2 separate regions of the Homo sapiens genome follow, and region 2 is linked to region 1. A link is a loop called in an ENCODE intact Hi-C map of the cell type or tissue named here. Cell type or tissue: OCI-LY7. All regions are shown on one strand. Each heading gives the region's core, and the rest is flanking DNA. Links, peaks and the distances in the headings are about the cores only. Region 1 has its middle 54 kb from the start of RGS10. Region 2 overlaps GRK5 (G protein-coupled receptor kinase 5).

Evidence for each region. Hi-C counts contacts between places; a loop is a spot of excess contacts. Peaks named below come from ENCODE experiments on the same cell type or tissue, not always from the same donor. Only the 100,000 strongest peaks of a DNase experiment are listed, where the experiment ranks them.
Region 2: a loop joins it to region 1, with 4 times the contacts of the local background. A loop is called at or near these places in 6 of 110 quality-filtered maps.

Annotation. Positions count from the first base shown.
Region 1 is chr10:119,481,189-119,496,611 of GRCh38, forward strand. No RefSeq gene overlaps it. Among named protein-coding and RNA genes, the nearest start is that of RGS10, 54 kb to the right of the region's middle. RefSeq lists an enhancer at 15,209-15,423. In OCI-LY7, for the core only: CTCF peaks have their summits at 8,742 and 8,949; DNase peaks (open chromatin) are centred at 8,473 and 8,713; H3K4me3 peaks cover 779 bases; H3K27ac peaks cover 390 bases.
Region 2 is chr10:119,410,916-119,426,338 of GRCh38, forward strand. GRK5 (G protein-coupled receptor kinase 5) reads left to right here. Exons shown (of 16, transcript NM_005308.3): 5 at 12,251-12,351; 6 at 14,078-14,170. Among named protein-coding and RNA genes, the nearest start is that of MIR4681, 41 kb to the left of the region's middle. In OCI-LY7, for the core only: a CTCF peak has its summit at 6,142 (motif pointing left); a DNase peak (open chromatin) is centred at 6,166.

The sequences.
Region 1 (15,423 bases), core at 4,858-12,857:
ATTGCCCAGGGCTGGAGTGCAGTGGCGTGACATTGGCTCACTGCAACCTCCACCTCCCAGGTTCAAGCGATTCTCCTGCCTCAGCCTCCCGAGTAGCTGAGATTACAGGTGCCTACCACTACGCTTGGCTAATTTTTGTATTTTTAGTAGAGATGGGGTTTCACTATGTTGGCCAGTATGGCCTCGAACTCCTGACCTCAGGTGATCCACCTGCCTCGGCCTCCCAAACTGCCGAGATTACAGGTGTGAGCCACCGCACCCACCCGATTTCCTATCTTTCTTGAGAAGCATCTTCCAAAACGTAAATGCACAGACTCTCAGAGCTGAAGGAAGCCTCAGGGTCCAGCTAGTCCAATCCCCGGTGATGTCTGAATTCCCCTTACAACATCCTGGCAGGTGACCACCCAGCCTCTGCTCGAATGCCTCTTGGGAGCAGGAACCCCCCTTCTACCCCCTGAGGCTGAGCAGACCATGTTTGATTTTTTTCCAAGAAAATCTTCCCCAAAGGGCACCTTAGCCTTCCCATCCCACAAACTCAACTCCCAGTGGTCAGTGGTGGTGTTGGGAGGTCGAAGGAGGTGGCACAGAAGTGTCCACACCATCCCTGGTGTACAGCAGGTGCCCAAAATGTTTAAGCAGATGAACGTTCTCGAGGAAAATGATTTAAACTTGATCAACCAGTTACTTTCAAGAAGGGAGCTCCATGAGTGTGGAGGCAACTGGGACACACGCTGCTCACCGGGACTGCCAACAAAAACTGGGTGCAGGATGTGGCTCTGCCGGCACCTCACACCCGGGGACCTGAGCAACTCACTCGGCCTGTGACCCCACCTCTTCACCTGGACAGTGGGGCTGACGGTCCCTGCTCTGTGGGCCCACAGGCCATTTTCAGTTTTAGTGGAAATAATGTATATGTGAACTGGAAAGGACTTGATAAACATAAGGGTTATTCTTATTATTCTTCCTATTATTAAGGAATAAAGACCACAGAACAGTCCCAACGTCTCCATTTATAATCTTATTTATTTATTTATTTATTTATTTATTTATTTATTTTTGAGACAAGGTCTCGCTCTGTTGACCAGGCTGGAGTACAGTGGCGTGATCATGGCTCACTGCAGCCTTGACCTCCTGGGCTCAAGCAATTCTCCTGCCTCAGTCTCCCAAATAGCTGGGACTACAGACGTATGCCACCACAACCAGCTAATTTTTGTAGAGATGGCATCTTACTCTATTGCTAGGACTGGTCCCAAATTCTAGGGCTCAAGCAATCCTCCTGCCTCGGCCTCCCAAAATGTTGGGATTGTGGGTGTGAGCCACCGCACCTGGCCTCAATTTATAATTTTAATAATTCTCCAAGGAGATATTGATTTTTCATAGAAAAAGAGCCCAAACTCCTCCTACCTATCAAGACTTGGGGAAAATGGCCTCATTTGACATGTGTAGGGTGGAGTAGGGAATACAAATTAGTATCACTCCATATCCCTGAAAAACTGCAGTAACACCGTTAAACCCACCCTGGCAGCAAGTCGTGCCCTGAAGATGCGTTGCTTATTCCTCTCCCCTCTCAGCTGCTGGAGGAACTTGAGGGCAGGGCTGGGCTTGCTCCTCTCTGGGTCGGGCACAGCCTGGAGCTCAGTGACTGTCACACGAGAAGTCCTAGGCCAGCAAGTATGGGAGTTGGTGAGGGGCATTCAGTGGCCACTGAAATGAATCTCTCATTGGCGGTTGAGCCCTTCTTTTCCTGCTTTTTCCCATTTTCTTCCCTGAGAGTGGACTCTGTTGATATGCTTTGGCTCTGTGTCCCCACCCAAATCTCATCCCAAATTGTAGTCCCCACGTCTCAAGGGAGGGACCTGTAATCCTCACGTGTGGAGGGAGGGAGGTGATTGGATCATGGGGGTGGTTTCCCCCATGCTGTTCTCGGGATAGTGAGTCCTCACGACATCTGATGGTTTTTTAAGTGTTTGGCAGTTCCTCCTTCACACGCTCTTCTCTCTCTCCTGCCACCATGTAAGATGTGCTTGCTTCCCCTTTGGCCATGATTGTGCATTTCCTGAGGCCTTCCCAGCCATGTAGTACTGGGAGTCAATTAAACATTTTTCCTTTATAAATTACCCAGTTTCTGGTATTTCTTTATAGCAGTGTAAGAATGGACTAGTACATCTGTCAAAGAGGATTTGTCCTAACGCATATGAGGACATTGAGTATGAGACATTTTACAGTTCATTGGTGTTTGCCCTGAAACTCCAATGGCCCCTTATTCCCCGACAAGATTTATCTGGGGTGTGCTTGATGGAAAGGTTCCAGGGCCTGAGGCTGGGGGCTCCTGACCAAGAAAGGGGCTTTGAGGAGGACAGAGCACTGGACTGGGAGTCCAAAGACAGTCCTCATTCCATCCTGTCAGCTTGGGTATCCCCATTCCCCCTCAGCCTGCTTCCTATCTATGCCAGGAGGGCTGACCAGGGCTGCTCCCAAAGATCTCACCCACCTCTGCGGTCATTAAACTGATGGTGAAAGTCCTTGAGGTGGCCTGAGGGGTAATAACTTGTAAAGTCAGACGTCCATGGGTGGAACAGAGCAGAGACGGCCACGGAACTCGGAGGGTGTAAACAGCTCCAGGCACCCAAGCCAAGTCAGGCACTGGCAGAGAGTTTGGCATCTATTTTCTAATAGCTAAGGGAAATAAAAAAAAAAAAGCAAAAAAAACTTGCGGAGTTATATATTTCCTGTGGAATGAAACATTCTCAAAGATCTACTTCCTGGATCCGTACTTGCCCGCCTCTAACAGAGCCACGAATAAGGTCTCTGACCACTGGAGACACGACAATGGCACTCAGCCAGGTGGCCTATCAGTCGTCACGGAGAATAAAGGCACTGTCTCTACTCAGACTGTAGGAAGGCTGGCCTCCAGGGCCCTTTATGTTCCTTTTTTTTTTTTTTGAGATGGAGTCTTGCTCTGTCACCCAGGCTGCAATGCAGTGGCGCAACCTTGGTTCACTGCAACCTCTGCCTCCCGAGTTCAAGTAATTCTCCTGTCTCAGCCTCCTAAGTAGCTGGGATTAGAGGCGCCTGCCACCACACCTGGCTAATTTTTGTATTTTTAGTAGAGATAAGGTTTCGCTATGTTGGCCAGGCTGGTCTCAAACTCCTGACCTCAAGTGATCCACCTGCCTTGGCCTCCCAAAGTGTTAGGATTACAGGCGTGAGCCACCGTGCCTGGCCCCCTTTACATTCTGAAGACCTAACTGAATGCAGCCCGAGAGCCTGGGTGTCTATCAGTGTTTCCCAAAGCATTGTTGTGCATGGCTTTGAACACACAAAACATGGAGTGTTCAAACCCTGCACATTCCATAGACTGGTCTGGCCCTTGATGGGATCCTAGGAGATGACCTCTAGGCCCTCAGAAAATCCAGCCCAATCAGACTGTCTTTACATGCTGAGGCCTGGGCCATGCCAGATAGTTTATGCAGGCAGTGTGGTTTATGGTTGGAGACATGGGCCATATGGTATCAGTTTAACCTCTGGAGGGGCTAGAGACTGAGTCACTAAGATCAGCCATATGGATGTTCCACACCTATGTGAATGATCCTCAATTTAAAAAAAAAAAAAGCCGGGCGCAATGGCTCACGCTGTAATCGCAGCACTTTGGGAGGCCAAGGTGGGCGGATCATGAGGTCAGGAGATAGAAACCAGCCTGGCTAACACGGTGAAACACTGTCTCTACTAAAAATACAAAAAAAAAATTCGTTGGGCACGGTGGCAGGCATCTGTATTCCCAGCTACTCGGGAGGCTGAGGCAGGAGAATTGCTTAAACCCAGGAGGTGGAGGTTGCCGTGAGCCAAGATCGCACCACTGCACTCCAGCCTGGGCGACAGAGAGAGACTCTGTCTCAAAAAAAAAAAACCCTGGACACCAAGACTTCGTTGCACTTCCCTGGTTGCTTCATGTATGTTGCCTCCCACTGCTCCTGGGAGAAGTAAGTGCCGTTCACATGACTCCACTGGGCGAGGACAATTGGAAGCCGTGCCTGTCTATGCACCTTTGCTGGTTTGAATCTGGATCCTTTCTGAGTATAACTCAGAGCTTTTCTGAGTTCTGTGAGTCCTGTTAGCAAATCAGGGAACCTGAGAGTGGTCTTGGGGACCTCCCCCCAACTCAATGGTCTTTGGATAACTTTGACAACCTACTCTATCAGTTTTTCTGAGACAGAGCCTGGAGTGCTCATTTTATTAAGTTTCTCAGATGTTTCTGAAGCATAGCAAAGTTAAGAATCACTGCTTGAGAGAAGGAAGTGGTGTTTTCTGTTTGTTTAGTTGAGACAAATATATGTGTGTTTGCTTTGCCTTCAATTAGCTTGTAACCCTTACAACCGGAATTACCAAACATTGCACTTGTACTGTGGTCCCCAAACTGTCCATCCAGGCACCCAGATGCCACAGCAAACTCACAGGCATGCCATCGAATATTTTATTTTATTTTATTTTATTTATTTGGAGACAGACTCTCGCACTGTCACCCAGGCTAGAGTGCAGTGGTGCAATCTCGGCTCACTGCAACCTCAGCCTCCCAGGTTCAAGAGATTCTCCTGCCTCAGCCTCCTGAGTAGCTGGGACTACAGGCGCCGGTTACCACGCCCAGCTAATTTTTGTATTTTTAGTGGAGACAGGGTTTCACCACATTGGCTAGGCTGGTCTTGAACTCCTGACCTTAGGTGATCCACCCTGCTAGGCCTCCCAAAATGCTGGGATTACAGGCGTGAGCCAGAGCGCCCAGGCTGAATATTTTAAATCTTCAATGGCTAGATAGCAGTCATTAACAATGTGTGAACCAGCTCCAGGTAGTTCACAGTTTCAAAGCTTGGTCATGCTACCTTCCTTTTGATGGAATCATATCTTCGCACAGCTGGGTTTTCGGTGATTGCTGTGATAAAAAGTAAGTACCACACAAAAATCAATGGGTACTTGTGTGGGACAGGAAATCAGGGTGGTGATGTCAATCTGATTCCAAGGTCTGGGAAGCTGCGTGATTTCCATGAGCATACACACCTCAGTAGTGAGCAGCTTTGGTTGTTTTACACTGAAATAGAAATGCTCTTTTTTCTTTCAATTTATGTATGCATTTTTTCCCAATGGCTGCTAATATTTATTAAATTAGGACACAAATACTTATAAAGTTGTTTGGACCTAATCACTTAATATATGGAATTGTTCGATTTTGTTTGATCGAAGGACACCATGAAAAAATTACTGAGACACTAAGGATATCATGAACTGAAAAAATTCAGGAACCTTTGGACTAATGGGAAGGGTCAGCATAAGTAATATTGTTTCCTTCTCAGAAGTGAAGGAAATACAAGTTAAAGGACACCAAGAAGAAACAATAAAACAAATCCAGAACATGGGTCGTTTTACACTAATACTTGGCCTAGTGTCTTCAAAATGGTATTGCCACTACATTAAAAATAGATTGAAGATTGGTCTACATTGAGAGATATTACAATGCCAACTTTTTTTTATTGGATCCTGGTTTTTAGAAGTACATTTCAGGTCAGGTGTGGTGGTTCATGCCTGTAATCCCAGCACTTTGGGAGGCCAAGGTAGGCTGATCACTTGAGGTCAAGAGTTTGAGACCAGCGTGGCCAACATGGTAAAACCCCGTCTCTACTAAAAATACAAAAATTAGCTGTGCCTGGTGGCCCACGCCTGTAATCCCAGCTACTTGGGAGGCTGAGGCACGAGAATCGTTTGAGCCCAAGAGGTGGATGTTGCAGTGAGCCGAGATCACTCCACTGCACTCCAGCCTGGGTGACAGAGCAAGACTCTGTCTCAAAATAAATAAACAAATAATTTTTTTAAAAAAGGACATTTCAAAATGTTCTATAGCTTGGGAAGTTTGAATATGGAGTAGGTATTAGATGATATTGGGAATTATTGTTCATTTTATTAGGTGTACTAAATGTCCTTGTTTTAGGTGAAGCATTATGTCTGATTTTCTTTAAAATAGTTTGCCAGCAAAACATGAGCAGAGAAATGAATCATGGCAAAGTGTTCATTATTAAGTCAAGGTAATGTTTTTGTTATGGTTGTGTTTTTACTTTTCGGAATATTTTGAAATTGTCCTAATACAAAGTTTGTTAAAAGTGATGGGTTAGTGGTAAACTGAGCAAAATGATTTGCACTGAATAGGCAGGAATATAAAAATATGGACAACTCCACTGAAACTCCTCCCAACTCTGCCACAGAATCGGACATAGGCAAAATGGCACCTTGGCTGCTGAAGGTTTTGTGAAGTAGCCAATCTCCCTAATGGGAAAAATCAGAATACAACCTCAAAAAGCTCATGCATGGAGGAGGAGGGGCCACCTTCTTCTCACTCCACATGGCTGGACGAGGAGTTGAGGACAGAGTGTGTGGATTATCCATCTGCTGAGAACTGAGACACCAGAGCTGGGCGTCAGGATGACAGCACAGTGAGAGGCCCAGGACCCTCGATACCCCATCCCCAGCATCACCACAGCTCCTGGCTCACGTCGAATGTTCCACCTGGGTGGACTTCTCAAGGAGATGCTTGCTATGATCAGAATGTTTGTGTCCTCACCCCCAAATTCATGTTGAAACTAAAAGCCAAAGCAAAAGTATTAAGAGGTAGGGCCTTTGGGAGGTCATGAGGCTGGAGACTTCGCCAGTGAAATTCGTGCCCTTATCAAAGAGGCCCCAGAAAGCTGCCTCACCCCTTCTACCATGTGAGGACACAGGGAGAAGACGTCCATCTGTGAAGGAAGCTGGTCCTTGCCAGACCCTGAATCTGCCAGCACCCTGGTCATGGACTTCCCAGCTTCCAGACTGTGAGAAATGTCTGTTGCTTCTAAGCCATTCAGTCTAAGGTATTTTGTTACCGCAGCCCAAATAGACAAACACAGTGTTCCTTAAAAACTGCCAGGCACAGCGGCTCACGCCTGTAATCCCAACACTTTGGGAGGCTGAGGTGGGTGGATCACCCGAGGTTAGGAGTTCAAGACCAGCCTGGCCAACATGGTGAAACCCCGCCTCTACTAAAAATACAAAAATTAGCTGGGCGTGGTGGCATGTGCCTGTAGTCCCAGCTACTCAGGAGGCTGAGGCAGGAGAATCGCTTGAAGCTGGGAGGCAGAGGTTGCAGTGAGCCAAGATCACACCATTGCACTTCAACCTGGGTGACAGTGAGACTCTATCTCAAAAAACAAAAACAAACAAACAAAAAAACACTGCATCCCAGGCTGGGTGCAGCAGCTCATGCCTCTAATCCCAGCCCTTTGGGAGGCCGAGGCGGCAGATCACTTGAGGTCAGGAGTTACTTGGGAGGCTGAGGCAGGAGAATCACTTGAACTTGGGAGGCAGAGGTTGCAGTGAGCCGAGATCGGGCCATTGCACTCTAGTCTGGGCGACAGAGTGAGACTCTGTCTCAAAAAAAACAAAAAACAACAACAAAAAAAACTCTGCACCCCAGATGCTAGAAATATTCCATAGCCGAATGCGGTGGTAGTTATGAGTGTGTAGACAAATGGAGACATCCATAGAGCTCTCCACTTAAGATTTGTGTACTTTACTCTTTACTGAAATTAGGTACGTCTTAGTTTTTTTAAAAAAAATTCCTTCCACCAAAAAAAAAAAAAAAAAAAAAAAGAAGAAGAAAAAATGCATCCCAGTGAGCTGGGGAGGAAAGAGTGAAATTGTAGCTGCTTATCTGGGAAGCTTCAGAAATAAAACATTTTGGAACGACCACCCCGAGGTAGAAGACGAGGATTTGGAAATACACTTTTAAAATAAAGTGATGGGAGGCTGGGTGCAGTGCTTCACACCTGTAATCCCATCACTTTGGGAGGCTGAGTCGGGTGGATCACCTGAGGTCAGGAGTTTGAGACCAGCCTAGCCAACAAGATGAAACCCCATCTGTACTAAAAATACAAAAATTAGCCAGGCATGGTGGCATGCGCCTATAATCCCAGCTACTTGGGAGGCTGAGGCATGAGAACCCAGGAGATGGAGGTCGCAGTGAGCCAAGATCATGCCACTGCACTCCAGCCTGGGTGACAGAGCAAGACTCTGTCTCAAAAATAAAAATAAAATAAAGTGGTGGGAAAGAGAGACGTTTAGTATCTCAGCCACACTAAACCTTTAAGCCTCTGTGCACACAGCCAGTCATTTCTTGATCTCTTTGTTAATATAACTTTAGTATCAGGCAGTTTGTTGTACAAAGTCCTGCAGTTCTTCAAGTAATAAACTCACATCAAAACACTGTTTCCGAGCATTAAAAAAATATATAGCATTGATTTAAAAAATGAATGAACTGAACAAAGGTCTCCCACTAATGACCCTCGTGGGATATTTGAGAGGGTTTTGGAGCCAGCAGAGGCCAAACTAGAGAGTGGGGCGGGGTGGGGGCGGGGACGGTAGTCAAAAACGTCAGCGCAAGCCCAGGAAGTACCTCGAAACCTCATCTTCCTGCCCGAAGATGAACTGCCTGAACTGTGCGGGGCAGAAAGGATGGGAGCAGCTGCCCCACCTTCCTGCCCAGTCCCAGCCTCTGGGGAGAGGGTCTCCCCAGGGCACCCTTCTGGGAGAGACAAGGAGAAAAGTTGGTGGGAGGGGACGGTCTGACCAGGATGGGTGCCCAGGGCCTTGGAGGGTCCTCCCGTGCTGCAGGGACCCGCAAGAACCCCGGGAGCTGCCTCCCTCCACAGCTCACCAGCTCCCCCGTGAGCTCAAGCCAGGAATTTCAGGCAGGCTCTCGGGGGTCCCCAGACTTCCTTCTACTCCAAGGAGCCTGGGGAGCCCGGGACCTCCCAGAAAAGCATGTGGGCAGCTCTGCCCTAGGAGACCATGGTTCTTGTCAAGAAAAAGTCACCGAAGTCCAAGAGGCTCCTCCAAAGAATGTCTACTGAATTCCCTTCCCCTTCCTTCGGACACAAAATGTCTGGAGAGGCAACAACCTGGTTCCAGGTTGGAAATGGAGCCATATTACGCTGCTGGGGCACCCACCACTCAGATCTCCCTCTCACTTCTCTGGCTTCCCCCTGCATGTCCCCTTCTGGGCCCAAATCCTCTCCTGAGAGCCCCCCCACCCCTGGTTTCGAGCCTGCAATCATTTGAATGACATTCAGGTCCAGCTGGCTGCCCGTCGATCACGACTCGAACGCGGGGTAACATCGTGTGCATGTGTGTGCGGGGGACTGGGGGGACAGTGAAAGAGTCCCAGGCAAGGATCCAGGAGTCAGACCCGGCCGGGATCTGCTACCCTTCCCTGCGCACCTTAGGCAGACCACACGACCTATCCCTGGTTTGGTGGCCTCATAATAATCACCAAGGTTTATTAAGCCGCTGTGCGCAAGGCACTGTGCTGCGCACATTGCATGTATTATCTCATTGGATTTTATATAGTGCTAGCGTCTGAATGTTTGTGCCGCCCCCGACCCCCGCCCCAAATTCACATGTTGAAACCGAGTCCCCAGTGTGATGATATCAAGAGGCAGGGCCGGCTGGGGCACAGTGGCTCACACCTGTAATCCCAGCACTTTGGGAGGCCAAGGCGGGCGGATCACTTGAGGTCAGGAGTTCGAGACCACCCTGGCCAACATGGCAAAACCTCCTCTCTACCAAAAATACAAAAATTAGCCAGGCGTGGTGGCGCATGCCTGTAATCCCAGCTACTCAGGAGGCTGAGGCAGGAGAATCGCTTGAACCCAGGAGGCAGAGGTTGCAGTGAGCCCATATCATGCCACTGCACTCCAGCTTGGGTGACAGAGCGAGACTCCATCTCAAAAAAAAAAAGAGGCAGGGCCTTTCGCGGGTGATTAGGTCATGAAGGCTCTGGGTCGGCACCTGAATGAATGGGAATCAGTGCTCAGAGACCCTAGGGAACTTGCTTGCCCTTTCCAGCTGAGCATGTGCCCAGCATGTGAGGACATAAAAGGCACCATGGATGAGAAACAGGCTCTCACCAAACACCTCATCTGTCAGTGTCTTTAATCTTGGGCTTCCCAGCCTCCAGAACTGTGAGCAATAAATATCTGTTGTTTTTGAGTTACCCAGGTATTTTGTTATAGCAGATGAAACAGACTAAGGCATAGGGACCAATATTATCCCATCTAATAATTGAGAAAACTTGGGCTTGAAAAGATCCATGATGGCTTACGCAAGCTCACAGGGCTAATAAGCGACGGAGCTGGGATAGAATTTAGGCAGTTGAACTTCATGACATGAACATAACCACAATTCTCATGCTAACCAATAGTAAAATAATAATAATAAACAAATAATGAGGCTAGGCGCAGTGGCTCGTGTCTGTAATCCCAGCACTTTGGGAGGCTGAGGTGGGTGGATCACTTGAAGTCAGGAGTTTGAGACCAGCCTGGCCAACATGGTGAAACGCCATCTCTTCGAATGCTACAAAAATTGGCCGGGCGTGGTGGCGCACACCTGTAATCCCAGCTACTCGGGAGGCTGAGGCAGGAGAATTGCTTGAACCCAGAAGCAGAGGTTGCAGTGAGCGAAGAGTGCACTGCTGCCCTCCAGTCTGGGTGACAGAGCATGACTCCATCTCAAAAATAATAATAATGATGATGATAGTTGACAGAGGTTCTTTTAGTGCTAAGGTTCTGGGGAAACCTGCAAATTTAGTAAAGGTGGACCCACATTTTCATGTTTTCAGGTCATGATGAGTGACCTCGCTCCTTTAGGAAAAAAGAGAGAAATATTCCCTTTGGGAGGCACAGGGACAGCCTCCTGGGAGATCAGAGTCTCGCCTCTGCCTCTGCAATCAGCCAGGATCTGTAGACACAGATATTTATGAGGCAGTCTGCGGTGCTCTATTTCTTCCCCCATTCTTATGGGGGTGAGAGGGGCAGAAGGAGACCAAAAGCCACATACTTGCAAAGTCATCCTTCCTCTGGAGACCAAGAAGCAGCAGATTCTTTTCCTGGGAAACAAGTCTATCAGGCAGACATCTGTTACTCTTTGCGATCTGTATGCCATAACAGTTTAAAAAACAGAGTTTAAATGCTTAAAGAAGAAGAAAACAGTTTGCCTGTGTTGCAAAGCAGCATATAAACGGTGCTGGAATTAGCACAAGGGAAACATTTATCTTTCCTAGATAATCTCAAAACAGGCCTTTTTTTTTGGATTGTATATAATTATGTTTATTGGCATGGAAAGATGCTCATGATATATCACTAAAGGAAAAACAAAAAACAAAAAACAAAACTGGTTGCAAACACAAACTAGGCTTTTTAAAGAAGCATTGACTCTGCCTCCCTGGCTGGGGCCGGGGCCCTCTGTGTATCCCATAGAGGAAAGGGTAGAATGGGCCAAGACTGGCTGGGTAGTAGCCTTCTTCCTGGGAGAACAGAGACAGAGTCACATTTTCCAGCAGGAATGACCAAAGATTTGCCTGAGCTGGATAAGCCCAGCCTGGTGTAGTGATGGATGGTGGGCTCTGGGGATCCAAAAGACCTGGGTTCCAGTCCTAGCCCCACTATGAGTCGTGGTGACCTAGTGCAGTTTCAATGCTGCTGGAGCTCACTTCTCCACTGACACAGTGGAAGTCACATCTCCTGCACACAGGGGAGGTGCTCATGAAAGGGTGGGCTTCTCTCCCTCCAATCTGTGTTTTTTTTATTGTTTTTTTTTTTTTTGAGATGGAGTCTCACTGTGTCTCCCAGGCTGGAGTGCAGTAGCACAATCTTGGCTCACTGCAACCTCTGCCTGCTAGGTTCAAGCAATTCTCCTGCCTCAGCCTCCCAAGTAGCTGGGATTACAGACATCCACCACCACGCCCGGCTAATTTTTGTATTTTTAGTAGAGACGGGGTTTCACCATGTTGACTAGGCTGGTCTAGAACTCCTGACGTCAAGTGATCTGCCCGTCTCAGTCTCCTAAAATGCTGGGATTACAGGAATGAGCCACTGCGCCCGGCCTCCAATCTGTGTTTTTATGACAAAGGCATGGATTGGCCATGAGCAATGGGCAGCCCTGGGGTGGCAGGCTGTGAATGAGGGGGAAGGGGCTGCCTCGAGGGGTTCGGTCCCCTCCTCAGGAGCTAACACACAGCCTGAGACCTGAAGGATGAGAAGGAGCCGGCCACACCAGGGTCTGGAGGAAGCCACTCTGCGCATTGGCCGTGGCCCACGCAAAGGCTGCGGGAAGCAACATCCTGCCTTGCTTCCGGTCGGCTTCAGGCCTGTGAGGCTGGGAAGGGCCAGTCGTGGAGGATGGAGGGTGAGGTGGGACTGAGCTACATGTCCCGGGCCTTGGTTATGATCTGAATTTTGATGTTGAGAACAAGAAAAAGACACAAAAGGGGCTTAAGAAGAGTGAGCAGCATGACCAGGTTTGTTCTTTTAAAAAACTGGATACTAGGCCAGACGCGATGGCTCACACCTGTAATCCCGGCACTCTAGGAGGCCAAGGCTGGAGGATCGCTTAGGGTGAGGAGTTCAAGACCAGCCTGGGCAACATAGGGAGACCCCCATCTATACAAAAAAAAAAAAAAATATATATATATATATATATATTATATACACACACACATACACACACACACACACACACACACACACACATATATATAACAAATTAGCCAGGTGTGGTGGTGTGTGCCTATAGCACCAGCTACTCAGGAGGCTGAGGTGGGAGGATCACTGGAGCCCAGGGGTTTGAGGCTGCAGTGAGCTATGATCACACCACTGCCCTCCAGCCTGGGCAACAGAGTGAGACCATGTCTCTTAAAAAAAAAAAAAGAAGGATACTAGATGAAGATGAGGAGCAGGGGTGTGGCGTGAGGAGGACAGACCAGCTAGGAGGAGGAGCCTCTGGGCAAGAGATGAGGTGACCTGGTCAGGGCCCGTGGCCATGGAGATGGCAGGCATGGACACGGTGAAGCTATATTTTGGAGAAGAATCTAGAGGACTTTCTGATGATCAGATGTCGAAGTGCAGGACAGAGGAGACTCTCAGGCCACTTCCAGCTGCCCCTACCCAGTGGCCTTGTGGGAATCAGGAAAAGGGCTCCTCTAAACAAGCATGCAGCACAGGGCACCCGTGCAAGACCCTCACCCTGAGACCCTCCCTTGCAAGTGCGAAGTTGCTCAAGCCCCTGATTCTCACTCAGAGACCTGGTCAATTTTGGACTTGCAAAGCTTGTAGTGTCTGTGGCAATCCAAGGGGAGCCCTGGGCTCTGCCCAAGGTTTAGGGACCATTTCAACACAGTGATTCTACCCCTGGCTCCAGCTGTGTGTGAAGTTTCTTCCCTCCCTGCCTGGGCACCAGACTTTTTACAGTACTCACTGCATTGGACGCAACTAACCTTGTGAAGAAAAGAGTTTTTAAAACCCTGGAAGCTAATGTTACAAGACTATTTAGCACTTAAATAAATGCAAGTTCTAGAACATCTGCAGCCAAAATGAAAGTAAATAATGACAGAATGTGAGTCATGAGTAGTTTGCAAAGATTGTAAACAAAGCATCCTCCCAAATTCAGAGCCATGGCCTGAGAGTTGGGTACCAATTAATCAGCCCTTAACTCTATCACACACAAAAGGACACGTGTCCTCATTAGCAAGTCATGAGGGGAACTTAGCTAACTGACTGTCACTTTGCTATCTGGAGTTCACTTAAAACTGAAATAAAAAGCTTATTCCCTGAAGAACAGAGCACTCATGCTCACATTGTTTGAAAGAATCACTTCACTGCCAGTGTCAACATGAAACTTAACATCCTGATATTTATGGGAAAGGCAAAACAACCCCGCTCGTAAACTGAAGAGATGAGCCCAACCACCCAGGCATGTCCCATCAGTCCCTCTCCCAGGGGCTGGTCACTTTCTTTCTGATGGCAGTTGTTGGTGCAGACTTCATGTCCTCTCCTAGCCAATTGCTCTCCAAGGGCAGGGTTAATGCCTCATTCTTTCATCCCCCTACATTCCTGTGTCTAGTATTTGGCCTGGATGTAATAGGTGCACATTAAATATCTGTTGTGTGAGTGGATGAGCATCTTTCCCAAAAGGCCAATGTTCACTCCAGCCCTGGACTTCCCGAAGGCCCTGTCCAGGCAGAGGATGGACCAAAAAGGGAGCTGGGTAGGAGACAGAAGGTTTGGCTCCTGTCCCAGACTCTGCCACTCACAAGCATGTGCTCATGTGAGCCACGTCATCCATTTTGGTGTTCCCATCTCTAAAACAGGAGGAATAGCTGTCCCCCCACTTTTTAAGGGTTTGCGATGACGCGATGGGAAAGAAGCACTTGGAAAGGGGTTCCACAAGTGTGATGTGGTTCCCCTCACACCTCAGAGGGGAGTTCTGCAATTGAGAAGGCGGGGCAGTGGAGGACCACGGTTAGACATGGTGTGCAACTTACTCTCAGAAAGCCAGCAGGTAAGCAGAGTGGATTTGGAGGTATAATGAATGACTGCAAAGTCACAGAAGACAAGGCCACCCAGGCTGTGCTCTCTGCACATGGGAACTAGAAATCAGAGTACAAAATATGGAGCCAGCAGATAACACAAATATGGGAGTGGCCTGCTGTAAGGCAATAGGGAATGGTGGGGCCTGCAGCCAACTAGAGATTACAATCATGCTCTGCTTCAGGCATTTGCAAAAAGATTTAAAACTTACACCCCATGAAACAGCAAAACGCATCTATGGCCTGCTGGCTGGGAGTCTGAGACCCCTGCAGATGGCTGTATCAAGCATGTCTTTTTTTTTTTCAAATGGAGTCTCGCTCTGTGGCCCAGACTGGGTGCAGTGCCACAATCTCAGCTCACTGCAACCTCTGCCTCCCAGGTTCCAGTGATTCTCCTGCCTGAGGCTCCCCAGTAGCTGGGATTACAGGTGTGCGCCACCACACCGGCTAATTTTTGTATTTTTAGTAGAGACGGAGTTTCACCACGTTGGCCAGGCTGGTCTCAAACTCCTGACTTTAGGTGATCCGCCCGCCCCAACCTCCCAAAGTGCTGGGATTACAGGCGTGAGCCACCATGCTGGGTCTCTAGCACGTCTTTTTATTCCAATGCTCACTTGGGGCCTTGCTGACACTGGAGAGACTGCCCCTCCCGGGCAGGGCCCCCTAATTCCTAGAGATAGTAAACAACTAGGGTGTACCTTTAATATGCAAAGCAACCAATCCAGAGCATGTAACCCAGATGCCTCCTTGATCAGACTCTCACACTGGGGGCCATGACCCATCTGCCCTAAGCACCTCACGGGCTGGCCAGACAACTAGGGACAGTCCCTATACCCCAGAGCCTGCTGAAATGACTCAAACCAGCCCGTCCGAAGCCTGTTTACCCTGCTTGCCTTTTCCAAAGAAACCACAGTAGAGGCTCTTGCCCACATTTTCCCTCTGGGCTGCCTCCTGACCCTGGTGCTTCCCCCACGTGGCCCTGCATGACT
Region 2 (15,423 bases), core at 2,499-10,498, 73 kb before region 1:
GCTGTGACCTGCACTCTACAGCCTGCAGTCCTTGCTGACCTTGAACTCCTGCCATTGGCCAACAGAGTTGGTCTCTGGGGTCCTTAGGGTGGACCTCATGGCCTGGGCACAGAATGGGCACTCAGGGAACCCGTATGGCTGATGGACCCCAGCTGAAGAAGCTTTCCGACTGGTCACTGGAGCAGTGGCCCCACCTCCACCTCTGCTCACAAAGACAGCTCCCATGCCTTGAAGTCTCTTCCTGGCCTGGTGGAAAACCCAGCTACCCTCATGGTCACCACCAAAGAGGTACAAGAGATCCTCAGCCAAAGAATTAAGGAGGTTGCAAGAGTGGTGGTGTGTGTCTGCACCATGATGGAGTCACAGGCCTTTCGTGGATGCTGGTTACTTCTGAACACTGTGTCATGGTGTCACTCCCACTTTCTCCTCCGCCAGACACACAAGACTCCAGAGAGCCCAGAGACCCCTTAGACTCTAGGTCTTTGGACTGTTCACCAAGGAAAGATAAAAATGGCAGACTGGATGCCATCTTCCTAAAGGCATCATGGCCTCTGGAAGGGCCCTGGAGAGGCCCCTTTGAGAGTTGGAGACAAGGGAAGATCCAGAGTTTCTTTGAGGGGGGACTGAAGCTTAAATAACTTGCTGAGCATGCTTTTTAAGAAAAAGAATAGGAGGTTAGGTACAAAAGTGAATATTGAGAAGGAGAAAAGAAATCACAACAAATTACTGAGGGCTTGGAGATTCATATCCTTTTCATCTGTGACCTCAATTTCCCGGAAGTGCTTCTGTAGAAATGCTCTGTCTCCCAAGATAGAGCATTCTGTAGCTCCCAGGACTACAAATAAAGGACTACTCCGTCTCAATTAACAAACAAACAAACAAAACCCTAAAGCTTCGGCCTCCTCAGCTTCATTGCAGATCTGCTTCTTTTTTTTTTTTTTTTTTTTTTTTTTGAGATAGAGTCTTGCTCTGTCGCCCAGTCTGGGGTCCAGTGGTGCGATCTCGGCTCACAGCAACCTCCACCTCCTGGAGTCAAGCAATCCTCTCGCCTCAGCCTCCTGCATAGCTGGGACTATAGGCATACACCACCACGCCTGGCTAATTTTTGTATTTTTAGTAGAGACGGGGTTTCATCATGTTGGCCAGGCTGGTCTCGAACTCCTGACCTCAGGTGATCCACCTCCCTCGGCCTCCCAAAGTGCTGGGATTCCAGGCGTGAGCCACTGCGCCCGGCCTCAGATCCGCTTCTGATTGGAGGCTGTGCCCACCTTCATGGGAAACGGTGAGCATCACCTTCCTTTGAACTCAAAAGAGGCACAGTGAGAGCCTTCCAGCCTCGATCACAAGGACCTCTACCCACAGGCTGCCGGTCCGGTGTGTCTCTGCCTGGCAGGGCTGTGCCTGGCACGGTGCCCGGGCCGTGCAGTCCATCGCCTGGGCTGACCACGAGGACACCCCGGTGAAGAGCTGGGCGTGCTTGGGCCGAGGGCTGCTGGATGTTGGCATCAGGCCCAGGGTGGAGGGAGGGACAGGCCACGAGCCCGCACAGCTCGTGAGCGTGTGGCCGGACTGATTTATTTTTCTCCCCAGTGACCCCGAAAACCAAACCCTGCCTTCTTTCCTTTGGTCTGTTCTTGTCTGGGGCTTGTGGATCACGTCTCCTGCCTGGCCATGGACAGAGAAAGGAACCACTCCAGACGGACGTGAGGGTGTGTGGCAGTGGCTTTTCCACATGGCCCTGAAGGTTTTGATTAAAAAGGTGGAAGAATGGTGCTTTTTCTTCCTGTCAGCCAGGCCTTAAATCAACCCTCAAGTGAGGAAATGCTCTCTGCGCCTGCTGCTCAGCAAACCTTTTTCTCTGGTTGTGACCGTATGAGCATGTTTAATTGCAAGCCAGGGTTTAGGGTTGGAACAGCCCCCATTCGCCCCACCACCCTCTGCTTTCCCCACCCCAGACCCCGTCGCTGCAGCTGGGTGAGCAGGGCTGAGTGAGCTCAGGGAATCGGAGCTCGGCGAGACGAGGGGAGCTCTTGGCCGTGTGAAGAGCACTTGGAGGCCTCCTGCTCACCTGGCCTAAGCCCCTGATTTTACAGATGGTGAATTCGTCTGGATTCTTGGCAGCAAGTGGCAGATACTTTCCTCCCAGTTGCTCAAACAAAGAGGGAATTTACTGCAGAGATGAGGAGGAGGGCGTTCTCTCCTATGGTCAAATGAAACCATGAGACCGACACGGCGGTACCTAGGCTGGGAACCCCCGAACCAGGGCACTTCTCCCCCACCCAGCAACCCTATCCTACAGTTTCTTCCTGAGATGGCCACGGCCCCTCCATCTGGTTTTAATTAAGAAAATTCCTTAGCACTGTGATTGGCCCAGCATGTTACAAAGGCAGGAGGCAGAGCAGATGACCCCATAAAGGACCTTCTGGTGGACAGACCTGCTATTCTCTATCTCCTTCTTTCCTGCTGTGAACGTTCACACTCATGCACACAGGCGCGTGCACACACACACACACTTATCCAACAAGCATATTGAGCACCTACTATGTGCCAGGAACATCATCAGTTCATTCAGCAAAGCAGAGTGGAGAGATTGCAGGGTTTGGAACTGGGCAGGCCTGGATTTGCGTCTCAGGTCTGCTACTTGCTAAGCGTTCCGTCTGCGGGCATTTGCGGAACCCTCACAGCACACCTGGTGCCGTGCTGCATTCCATCCTGATAAGCAGGAATGAGACCACATTCCTCCTTTCACAGAGCTCTCTAGGGCTCTGTTTCCACATCTGTGACCCCGGAACAGTAAGCCCCCACCTCACAGTGTTGTTCTGGAGAGCAACAGGAGTAAAAATTTATGAGAAAACCCACATCAAGGCCCAGCACAACGCCTGCCTCTCTCAGGGGCCGTGACTGTTAGGCCGGCCCGTCCCTCAGGCGCCCACAGCAGCCTCCAGCCCTGGCTCCTGCTAAAGACCCGACTCCCACCCCTGCCCCCGCCCAGGCCAGGCTTCCCGTAGCTGACGCAGATCCCCTCGAGGAGGGTCAAGGGGCGGCCAGGGTATGGTTGTGGGAGTGCCCCTCCTCTGTTCCCGCCCCGGAGGAGAAATGAGGGTGGCCTCCCAAGAAATGACCTCCACCCCATGACAGCAGAACAGGGCAGCCCCCTTGTGTGGAAGGAAGGGGACCCCTGGGAGCCCCTTTCTTCCAGAGAGTCTCTCTCTCCTGCTCAGCCTTCCTGAAAGCTGAGCCTGTCCACGTTGGGAAATTGCAAATAGTTTACATGGGGAATGTCAGCTGCCCACATATGAAAATATACACATCATTAAGCCCTAAGTGCTTGCGTCTGGAGATAGAGTGGACAGTCTCCCGGGCCGACCTTTTGTCCACTGACGGAACCATGGCTAATGAGCGCGGAGCTCCTCAGTGGGATGTTTTCCTCTACTGAAGTGAAGCATATGTTGGACGTTAGCGTGTGTGTGTGTGTGAGAGAGAGAGACACATGACAGCACTATACAAACACCATTGGTCAAAACACACAGAGTCCACCGCACCTCCTTATCCAGCCCCCATGGGCCTCCAGGGAGGGCTTGTTCCTCAACACCACATCCTCCTGCACACTGTCTAGGAAGGAATGTGGCATCCTTGGAGTACATGCTGGTGCTCAGGGATAAGGTTCTCTGGCCAGATTCCCTAGGTTTGAATCCTGTCTTTGCTCCCAGGCCAACTATGTGCCCTTGAGCAAGTTACTTAACTTCTGAGCCTATTTCTGCGCCTGTGAAGTGAGGACAGTAAGAATAATAAAACCTATCTTAAGAAGATCAAACAAGGTTACTCCACATAAAGCTCCTAGGACCTGGCATATCATAAGTGGGTGCTCAAGAAAAGGCAATGATGGCCGGGTGTGGTGACGCATACCTGTAATCCCAGCACTTTGGGAGGCTGAGGCAGGTGGATCACTTGAGGCCAGGAGTTTGAGACCAGCCTGGCCAACATGGTGAAACACCGTCTCTACTAAAAATACAAAAATTAGTCAGGTGTTGTGGGGCGTGCCTGTAATCCCAGCTACTCAGAAGGCTGAGGCATGAGAATAACTTGAACCTGGGAGGTGGAGCTTGCAGTGAGCCAAGATTGTGCCACTGCACTCCAGCCTGGGTGACAGAGTGAGACTCTGTCTCAAAAAAAAAAAAAAAAAAAAAAGAAAAAGAAAAAAGAAATGGCAGTGATGGCAGTGATGATGAGAATGATCGTAGCAGCCTTCTCCAGGAGGTGAGGCTGGAAGAACGGTCCTGCCTGCTGGGAGGATCATCTTAGATGTGGTTATGTCAGAAGCAGGTCCTAAAGAACTGGGTGGGGTTTGGACATGCCATGAAGGGGTGGGAAGGAACGAAGGGACCAAGCAAAGGTCCAGTAGCCAGAAAGCTGGAGCTCGCCCAGGAAACAGCCAGTGTGGGGCCAGAGCACTGGAGAGCAGGGGAAGAAAAGGGGAAGCAGGTCGGGCAGGGTGTTGGGGGCCAGGTCTAAGAAGCCACTAGACTTGGTCCTATAGGCATTGGGGGCCGCTGATGCTGTGTGGTGCAGAAAAACTCCTTTGGGGACCATTGTGTCAAATGAAAGAGCAAAGAGTAGCAGAGACCTGTGAGGAGCCTCCTCAATAGTCCAAACAAGAGAAGAGAATTCTCCAAACCAGGGTAGTCAGCTGGGGATGGAGAGGAGGCAGTGGGTGGCAGAGACGCCACGGCTGAGATTGCTAGATGTGAGTGTTCCCAGCTGTGAAATGGGGGCCAGCTGGTTTTGACTGGGGCCAAGGAGGCCAAAGCCATGTCCTTCCTAGAGGGCTGGCTCAGGATACCTGGTTAAGGGCTTATACCACTCAGATCCATGCCTCCCAGTCAGAGGTGCCAATCCTGGCCCCGCCATGGGCCAGCAAGTGACTTGCAGGGGACCCCTTCTCTCAGTTTCCCCATCTGTGCCATGAGTGGGTTGAAGGGCTGAGCCCTGAGGGGTCTTTCCTGGAGGGTCCTCTGATCTCCACCTCCTCCGCCGTCTCACTCCTGAATCTCTGAACGAGTATCAGGCCTGTGTTTCTGGACAGTTCCCAGGGTGACGCGGGGCAAAGGATTATCGGTGGCTCTGGGGAGGCCTCTGGGTGTAGCTCTGAGTTGATTTCATGGTCTTTCAGTCCCGCTTCATCCCTGGGTGCCTCCAAGGGCACCAGCCAAGTACAACTGATTCCATCTCCACCCTGACACTTGAAACAAGGGATGTTAATACAGGGAGATGCTTTGGGAACCAGAGCCTCAAACATCTGGAGTTTCGCACTGATGCAGGAAATGATGTCCCTTCCTCACGTCAGTCATTCATGGTGCAGAGGCAGGGAGCAGTGCCGGGAGAGCAGGTGCAGCCGCCTTGGCGACGCCATCCTCGGGGCTGATAACTCAGCCACTGATAGCTGCCCCAGGAGGGGGTCAGCCTCAAGCTACGGCAGCATTCCTGCCAGCCGTTCCTGCTTATTTCCCATGATCTTCACTAGTCCCTCTGACTCCGAACAGCATCTCCCTTTCTGTTCAGTGCTGACTCTGTCCTCCAGGCGCTGGCCCTGCAGTCCAGCTTCTCTCTCCTTCAAGGTCCAGGCCTGTATGACCTCTCTAGGGCTCCCTCTCGAATTGATCGCTCTCTCTCTCTCTTTTTTTTTTTTTTAATTTGAGACTGCTTCTCACTCTGTTGCCCAGGTTGGAGTGCAGTGGCTCAGTGATCTCGGCTCACTGCAACCTCCGCCTCCTGGGTTCAAGCGATTCTCGTGCCTCAGCCTCCTGAGTAGCTGGGACTACAGGCGCATGCCACCATGCCCAGCTAACTTTTGTATTTTTAGTAGAGATGGGGTTTCACCATGTTGGCCAGGCTGGACTCGAACTCCTGACCTCAAGTGATCCACACACCTCGGCCTGCCGAAGTGCTAGGATTACAGGCGTGAGCCACCGCACCTGGCTGAATTGATCCCCTTTTTCCCCTCAGTTGTTGTTGCAGAGGCCGTACTCCTCTGGTCTGAGATTATAGTCAGTTGGTAATTATTCCAGGTGTGCCCACCTGGCCTCCCAAGTCTTTGGGGACCAGAAGGCTGGCAGGCCGTTGGGGTGAAGGAGCATAGGGAAGCAATGGCACCACCTTGTGGACGGCCTGCTTCATGGGCCTTGGCTGAATGCGTGGAGGCAGAACTGGGGTTGGGCTGTCGCCTGCCCTTGTGCTTGGGTCCCTACCTCTGTAATGCCACTGAGGGTGGGTGTCTGAGCATCAGCCTCGGGTGTGGTGGGTGATCCACACGTGCTTCCCGGATTCAGTGCTGAGTGTGGTGCCCACTGGGGTGGCTTCATGCCCAGGCCTGGCCCCTGCCTTCCTCCTCAGCACCCCTCCTCCCCAGCCTGCCTCAGTGTCTGAAATACTCCAGATCATTCCTGCTTCAGGTTAAGCACAGATGGCGCCTGTGAAGCGGCAGTTGACCTGGGAGGGGTGCGGCAATGAGCATTTGCTGTACCAAGGGGTGCTGGGGGCAAGGGATTAGCCAGCAAGTCACCCCATTCACTCTAAACCCATTGCTGTACAAATGCAGCTTCAGGACAGGCCCCTAGTTCTTCTCTCCAACCACACTGCCACCCCAACAGTCTCATCATTGAAAATTCCAAGGCCTCCCGTGCATTGAATCGTTAGTGGTCAGCAATACATCATCCACACCATGCCTGAATATCCCAGAGGTTTCTGCTCTGATGGAACAGAAGATGAGAGAGGCGACCTACGCGGCATGATACGGTTTAGGGTCACAGCAGCAGAGGATGCATGAGATGAGGACAAAAAGGAGGGGAGAGGCTTAGAGAGGAGTGAAGGTGCGAAGTCACCCTAGGCGTACTTCATCCGTTTCGGTGGGGGGTCTGCCCTACTTATGTTCCAAGTGATGGGAAGAGCTTTTCTCCGTGCCCTGTGGTGCCCAGAAAAACATCCCAGGCAAGTTTCATCTCTTGCTACCTGAAGAGGTACATTCTGGTCATCACAGATATCAGGAACTGCCCGGATCCCCAGAACCAGTGGCATAGAGCAGAGAGCGAGTCTGGGCCATAGGGAAGAGGTGGTAAGAAGGAGTGAGTCATCGGGGGTCCCGAGGGGAGTTCCAAACCAGCACGAGCTCTGTCCGATCTGCCCGCTGGAATAGCAGGCAGCCTTGGCTCCCCTGGCCCAGTGCGGCCCCAGGTTCCTCCAGTGCAGGATTCAAGGTCAATTTCCCATCCCAAGAGAGAGGCAGGGCAGGTTCTTTTACCTCCAGGTGAAGGGGGCTTTTATACAGAAGAACCAGCTCACAGAGCAGGCAGAGTGCCCCCAGCTTCAAGGTTACCTCTGTCCCTCCCCAGCTTCAGGGGGGACCAGAAGGGGAGAGTCCTTCACCAAAGAAGTGGGTGGGGAGCTCAGCGCTGGGGAGTGATTGCCAGAGGGGTTCTCACAGCCCGCAGTTCCTCATGGCAGGCAAGGCCTTTCTCATCCAGCCAGAGGGGAGAGATGTCTCCTGCCAGCACCCCAGGCTACACAGCTGTGTCCCCAGGGCGTATCTTGGTGTCTTCAGCTGTCCCAGAGAGATGATTACAGAGCCCTGCTCAGGGATAGCTGGGTGTCACCCTGACTGTCATCAGAGTGGACTCTGGCAGGGCCAGGCTGAGGCTGACCACTGTGTAGCTTCAGCTGTGCAAGGCCACAAGGGGCAGGCATTCATGGCGGGGACTTCAAGCAGAGAAACTCCCCTGCTCCTTCCAGTTAACTTGATCCTTTCAAAGGAACCTTGGTGCCCAAATTCACTGTTGTGTTAAAGTCGAGGTCTGCAGCTAGAGCTGTTTAAGGAGACCACCTGGTGACCTGAGGGGGTCCCGGACCCCTGGGGCAATTTTACCAACGAGCACCACCAAGACCCCTTCCAACCTGGCTGCCTTCACCTCTGCAGGTATCTACAGGCCTTGAGGCCCTCACGCTTGGATTTCTGTATGGTTAGACATTCAAGGGGCATCTTTGATGGGGGAAGCGTGGCACCCCTGACCATCAGCTCCATCCCAGAGGGACATCCCTGCAGGAAGAGCTAGAGTGCTGCCCAGCCATAGCTCTCCTGACACTCCTGAGTCCTCAGTGGAGTGAGGGTAACATTTCTCTCCAGAACCCACCCGGCCTGTAGGGTTCCCCCCTCTCCCTTCTCCAGCCCACCGCCCACCAGCCAGGCATCTGAAACTGCATGGAATTCTCCTGCCTTGAAAGACCCAGTGGATGGATCCCGGTGCTGAGCTGAGGTTACTCAGAACCCCAGAGCCCTCTGAGCTTCTGGGTGCCTTGTTTCTTACACGGTGTATCCGATCTGACACGCAGCCAGCGGAGGGCCTTCTTAAAGAGTCTCTCTTTGTAAGTGACTTCCAGGGAAGGACCAGACATCCTCTGGTTCCATTGATGCAAATAATAAATGTCCGACTACAACTACTCGCTTCTTACCCTTCTGGCAGGTTTGGGCTTTAGTTTCAGACGCAATGGCCAGCAGCTTCTTATTCCCATCTTACTGGCAAAGGTGTCACTCCCTGGAGGCACTTGAAAGGGGGTTGGGTTGGAATTGTTTAATCTCTTCAAGTCGAGCCAGTGGTTATAAAGCCAGACATTATTACCCACTCATTAACTCCCTTGTTAGGGCTTTGCCCTTGGGCAGAGCTCCCCTGCCAGCCAATCCAAAGTATGAGAGTGGTGTGACTTCATGTACACAGTTGGGTCACCTCTAGACCCTGGACAATCCCCTTCTCCCATCTGCTGAGAAGGGAGTTCAGTTGGCTGTCCCTGCCTGCAGGTAGGAGGGTCAAATTCTGCTTTGCCCCTTATTCCGTCTTCTATAAAGCCTTTCCCAGATGACCCCAGCTCACAATGACCCCTCCCTTCTCTGAGCCGTGGGGCTCATTGTCTCGAGCTGCATCACTTGCCTCTGCTATGGGACCAAACAGCACCCTGGTCCTCATGCTGAGCTCTGCAGAGTACCGGGGGCTAGGGTCAGACCTTATGGGTCCTGAGGGGATAAGGTGAGAGTGGGGCACAGGTGGCCCAGACAGCCCACTCCCTCCAGCCAGATCTCACTCATTAGACACCCAACCTAGGTTCAAATCCCCTCTCAGGCACTTACTGGCTGAGTGACCCTGAGAAAATTGCTTAACCTTTCTGGACCTCGGTTTCCTCATCTGCAAAATGGACACTATAATAATAGCCACCTCAGGATATGATTCAGTGAATTAATGAAGCAATGTGTTTAGCCCAGGACCTAACTAGAGTTAGCCTTCAGTATATGTAAGCTATTGTTACCAATTAAGTTATTTTTATAGGTTTTAAATATTGGGTCTGTGGATAAATTTCATTTGGAGGAGAAAAGTTTGCTACTAAAACAAACAAACAAACAAAAAAAAAAAACAAGAAGAAAGAAGGTTTGAAAGCCATTGAATTTCAACCAACCCATTTTGTACATCACCATGTACAGTACAACCGAGAGGCATAAGAACTTTTCTGTTGGGATATTATACCTTATAATATATCATTTCTGTCTTACTGGAGAAAAAGTATTTTGAGGTCAAAACCACACTAGCTCCATCTCTTTTTTCTTTTTTTTCTTTTTCTTTCTTTTTTTTTTTTCTTTTTTCTTTTGAGACAGGGTCTCACCGTGTTGCCTAGGCTGTAGTGCAGTGGTGTGATCATGACTCACTGCAGCCTCGACCTCTTGGGTTCAAGGAATCCTCCCGCCTCAGCCTCCCAAGTAGCCGAGACTACAGGCAAGCCACCATGTTTGGCTAATTTCTTTTTTTATTTTTAGTAGAGATAGGCTGTCACTATGTTTCCCAGGCTGGTCTCAAACTCTTGGCCTCAAGCAATCCTCCTGCCTTGGCCTCCCAAAGTGCTGGCATTACAGGCATGAGCCACTGAGTCCTGCCTGGCTTCATCTTCATCTTTTAATTCTACCCCTGCCCAGCACCAGGCTGTGCCTGTGGTGGGTAAGGGTGGGTCCTTCCTAGGTGGAAACAAAGGCAGAACCCTGCAGAGTGCACACAGGTGGGCAACTCAGGTCCCCCTTCTGACCATTCTGTTTCTCCCCATGGCCCACCCTGCTGGCATCTCTATCTGGTCCTTGCTGACTCGCACCAGGCTCAAGGTCATATCCTGGCACAACACATTGTATCGTCTTGCTCACGAACAGACAACCAGCACCAGCTCCGTGCCAGGCCTTGGGCCCTCCTGGACTAAGGGTGCCAAGCCATCGGCTCTCTCCTTCCTGAAGCAGATTTGCCCAGGGCCTCGGGATTTGTGCTAATATTCAGTTGCTCTGAAGTAGCCTGGAGGTACTGGTTCCCAAGAGACTCAGCTGCCAGAATTTCCAAGAAAGTTCTCCAAGTCTTAGAGGCACAAGCCCCCAGTTGTCGACTCCCAAATCTCAAAGGACCCTTCAGGCATCTCTGGAGCAGCTCCTTCCTGTTTCAGAGGGTGAGACGGAGGCACAAAATGGCCAAGGTCAGAGGCCGGGCCAGAGCTCAGGCTCCTGGCTCTTGGCCTGGGGCTCCTCCCATGACATCGAGGATCTTTTCTGCAAAAGTTGTGACCCGTGCTCTGTGGGTTGCTCTTCTGTGTCTCCTGGGGCAGAGTGGGAAGGCAGGTGGGAGACAGCAGCCACTACCCAGGCTGCTGTTGGTAACTGGGAAATGTGCTCTGAGACTGCTGTTTGGTGGGAATGGCTTGGCCTGCACTTGGGTAAGTGGTGTTTACTGTCACAGCAGCTCGCATCCACACTGCAGGCTGCCCCCCAAGAAGCTGAAGCCTCTCAGGCCTGGCTCAGCTGGGAGACCCTGAGGGCAGGGGTGAGCCTGCAGAGAGGGCTGGACCTAGAAAAGAAATAAAGAAGGAAGGAAGGGATTTGGACATTCAGAACCGTGGGGAACAGAAAACAAGCCACTGATTCCATTCACCAAGGACAGGCCAGCTGCTGCCTCGGGCGTCCCCTCCACCCCCAGGGATTGACACCCCCGCCCAGAAACCATCCAGTGGACTCTTAGCAAATCAGCCCCATAGGGAAGAGGAGGCAAGGCTTTCAGATTTCAGCATCCTTTTGGGAGAGAGCTGTGTCCACACCCCATCTTTCTGAGTCCACTCCCAGCAATTTTCTCAATTATCTCTTTAATTTATTAAAAACCCATCTCAAAGCCCAGCTGGTGAGTCAGCCCCTGGGAACAGCTGGCAGAGGGTGAATGGTGGGAGGAGGGGAGGGGGTGGGTAAGGCCTGCCCTGGGTGGAGCTGCCTTCCAGATGCGGCCGCCACTCCTGGGTAGGACACAGCAACTCTCTGAAATGTCCTTTCAAATTTAAAATACTCAGGCCAGCAGCTTAACCTAGAAAGATAAAGAAACAACGGTGGTGACATTTATTACGTGCTTGCTACTACTGCCAGATCTGGGCCAAATGCCTTACCTGAAGCTTTTATTGATTTGCTCCAAGAGAAACTCCTATTCCTGATTGTCTTCCTGACAAGAGTGAGGCTGAGCAGTTAAGACCAAGGCCACAGCTGCGAGTCACAGATCTGGGATTCAAACCCAAGCCTGCAGCTCCGGGGCTATAGCTCCCCTCCCCTCCTCACCACCCTCCTCCCTCCTGAGCCTTCCTGTCCACCTTGGCCTGATCCAAACCCTTTCACACATGAACCTCGAGGCTGGGCAGGTGTTCATCTTCTCTTTTGCCCTCGGAGGAAAGAAGCCCAGCATGGCCAAGGGGCGTCACCAAGCCTGCTGGGGGCTCAGTGATGAGCTGGGTCACGCTGCACAGCCCCTTATGGTTGGGAGCATTTGCACACCTTGTCAGCTCTGACTACATGCCCAGGCCATGGGGACTGTCATTATCAATGTTTTGCAGATGAGGAATGAGGCTCAGAGAAGCCAAGTGACCTCCATGAGGTCACACAGCCTGTAAGTGACACAGTCAGAAGTCTCATCCTGAACCTAGGCTCATTCACCACCTTCCAGCTCAGCCACCTCCCCAAACCACCAGTGTCCAGGTAGCCCTGAGCCAGGTGCAGCCTGGAGGGGGCAGCAGGTCACACACTGGGGCACAGACGGGCTGCCAGATGTACCAGCACCTGGAGCGTGGCTGGTTCTTGGCCCAACACCTGTGGGCAAACCCGGCCGCACTGCTGCTGGCTCCTCACTGACCACCTCCCTTCCCTTCCTTCTTCCAGTCCCCTGTTTTCATAGCCCAAGTTGGCCAAGACCTGGTCTCCCAGACGGAGGAGAAGCTCCTACAGAAGCCGTGCAAAGAACTCTTTTCTGCCTGTGCACAGTAAGTGCCGTAGTCACCTGGCCTGTCCTCCCCGGGCTGCCCAGAGATGGGATGCCGCAGCTCTCCACCTGACCATACAGGGCACTGAGGCAGGTCTTCCATGCCTGACAGCTTCAGCCAAGTTATACCAACTGTTTGTATACTTCCCACGAAGAGAAAAAGATATCAAGGTGCCAAGTCCAAAGAAAACATCTGCTGCAAAGGGTATTGAAAGCAAGTGGCTCTCCAGGCTGTTGAGACAGAGGAATGTGCAAACATTTGACCCTGTCTGGGTGGTTTGGAAGTCTTTCCCAGGGTCCTCAACCCCCACCACTGCCACCAACCCGAGCCAGTGCTACTGATGCAGGGGGAGCTTCTCAGCCAAACCCCATCACCTTGTCTGCAGGTGGCACGTCTGCCGTGCAGGAGGTGACACAAGTCGATGGCCATGCTGCCAGCAGAGCACCAACTAAACCCCCACCCCATCCTGCACACACACACTCTGAAGGCATGAGCACTGAGGAGCACACACAAGTCACTTGCTGACACACGCAAGCACACACACACACACATACACACACACAGGCTCATGAAAGTTCTCCAAAGCCAGGTTACCCCACATAGTTGGATGATCTTAGGGGCTTTTTGTGTGCCCTTATTCAGCACCACAGACATCAATTGAGTACCTACTGTGTACCTGGCACTGTGCTGGGTGCTGGGGGATACCAAGGTGAACAAGAACCCAATCCTGGCTTTCATGGAGTTTTTACAAGAAAAACAGCAACCTGCATGCACTTTGAGGGGAGCTGGGAGGGCCGTCCTGGGACCAAGCAGTGGGTTAGGTGCTGGAGAGAGGCCCTGGTGGGCAGAGCAAGCTTGGTTGCTGCTCTCTTGGAGCTGCCCAGGAATCAGATCCAACAGTGGGTGGGGTCTTGGTTGGTGACTCTGACCCTGAGGGAATGGCCATCTTGGCTCCCAACGATGGCTTTCAGGTTTGGCAGGACACAGACTCTGACGTGCCCCACCTGCCATAGTCCCCTCCCTTCCCCAGGCTCCAAGTGCCTGTGCTAGATTACTCAGTGTGGCCACTTTCTAAAGGAAAGAAGCTGCCTGCAGACAGTTTCAGAACCTGCCCTGATGGCCTAAGACCCATAGAGATCCACAGCATCCCAGGGCTCGGCCTGGCACCTGGCCCACAGCAGGTGACCAGTGAATTCCAATGCATGCATAAAAAAACTCCCAGTGGCTTTGCTAGTCCAAGACCAGATCCAGAGCTGCGGTTCTGAGGGGCTGTGGCCCCACCCTTCCCCCAACCACCCACCACCCCTGATTCCCAGCCCCTCATTAAGTCTTCGTCTGTTCTCAGCTTAAGGTCACTTTTTAGAGAGACCCCTCTACCCTTCCAGTCCCCCCAAACTCATTCATGATGACATACCTCTGGGATCATTTATTTCATGTTTGCTATTCACTGTTTGTGTCCCACATACAATGCCAACCCCTTGCTCCCAGCTATATCCCAGGGCCTAGAACAGTGCCCAACACTTGGCAGGTACCCAACAAGTGTTGGCAGGACCAACCAATTTCATACAACCCTCAGTAGAATGGCAGGACCTCTGGCCAGACGTGCTGCATCTGCATGGGTTGAGAGGCCCTGTTTACTTGCATTTCCAAAGCTGGACACAGCTTTGCCCCCCTGCTTGAAGATCGGGATTATAAAATGTTCATCCTCTTGTTCCATCTGCACTAGGTCTGTCCACGAGTACCTGAGGGGAGAACCATTCCACGAATATCTGGACAGCATGTTTTTTGACCGCTTTCTCCAGTGGAAGTGGTTGGAAAGGTGAGTCCACCACACCCCATACAGATCAGGGAGGCAGAGGGTACACATTTTTCATCTGAGAATTCATATAAAAATCAGTTACCTCCCGTGGGCTCATGGTTAAAACAAAATTAACCCGACTCCCCCTGTTAATTAAGTTGTGTATTCTAGAAATGCTGTATGCTTATTCAAGCACACACACATACACACACACACACACACACACACACACAAACACACATTCACGCAAATGTAAACAGCATCTCGTTCTTACTTTTTTTACTTCACTGTCTTTGTCAGCAAATAAAGAGCTGCCATATTCCTTGGAATAGTTGCACATCCTTGATTTAATCCAGTGCCCTGTTGATGGATATTGAGTTGGTTCTCCATTTTTCTGTGTGGAGCCCTCCCTAAATAATAAATAGCTTTGTACATAAATCTTTAAGTACTTCTGCAAGTACATCCAGAGAAATTCCTAGCAGAGGAATTTCTGGGTCAGAAGGCACCTGATTTTAAACCGTGAGTGCTGTTAAGCTGCTGTCCAAAACAGCTGCCCCTGACCTCCAGTGCCACAGTGCCCGAGTGCCTGCTCCTCAGCTTCATCAATGCTGTTCTCGTCTTTTCCTATCCCGTGAGTGAGCAGGGCGCTTCCTTGTTGCTTATTTTCTTGTCTCTCTAATAATGGGGGAGACCAAGTGTCTTTTCTTGTGTGCTTGCTGTCTAATTCTCTTCAAAGTACTCGCCCATGCGTGGCTGTGACTTGGGCAGATGTGTCCCTCTGTGACAGATGAGGAAGCAGAACATAGGACCTGACTTAGCTTCCCAGCAAGCCAGCAGTGCTGCCGACGAGGCCCCGGCCCTGAGCCCCCAGCGCAGTGCTCTGCTACCTTCACTGGCCCAGGATTTGCAGAGCGGGGCGATGCCTGTGTAAAATCCATGCCGGGCCGAGCTGGTAGATGAGGGTGGGAGCCTCCCCTCCCACAGCCCAGAGTCCCTGTCCCCAGAGGCCTGGCATGCACAGCCATCTGGGGGCATCCAGTGAGAAAGGAGCCATCCACTGCTGCCTGCCAGCCCCACAGCTGGCTGTGTCCCCCGTAGACACTCAGGAAGCTGCAGGCCAGGAGCCCTTCTGAACCCCACTCACAGCCCTTCCCTGCCTGCTTCCAGAAATCCAGCAGAAAACCCTTGGCTCTGCGGCCATGGATGGGTGGTTTCTCTCCACCTGACTGGTGGGGATGACAGCGTGACCAGAGATAGTCTCCTTAGTGGCCGCT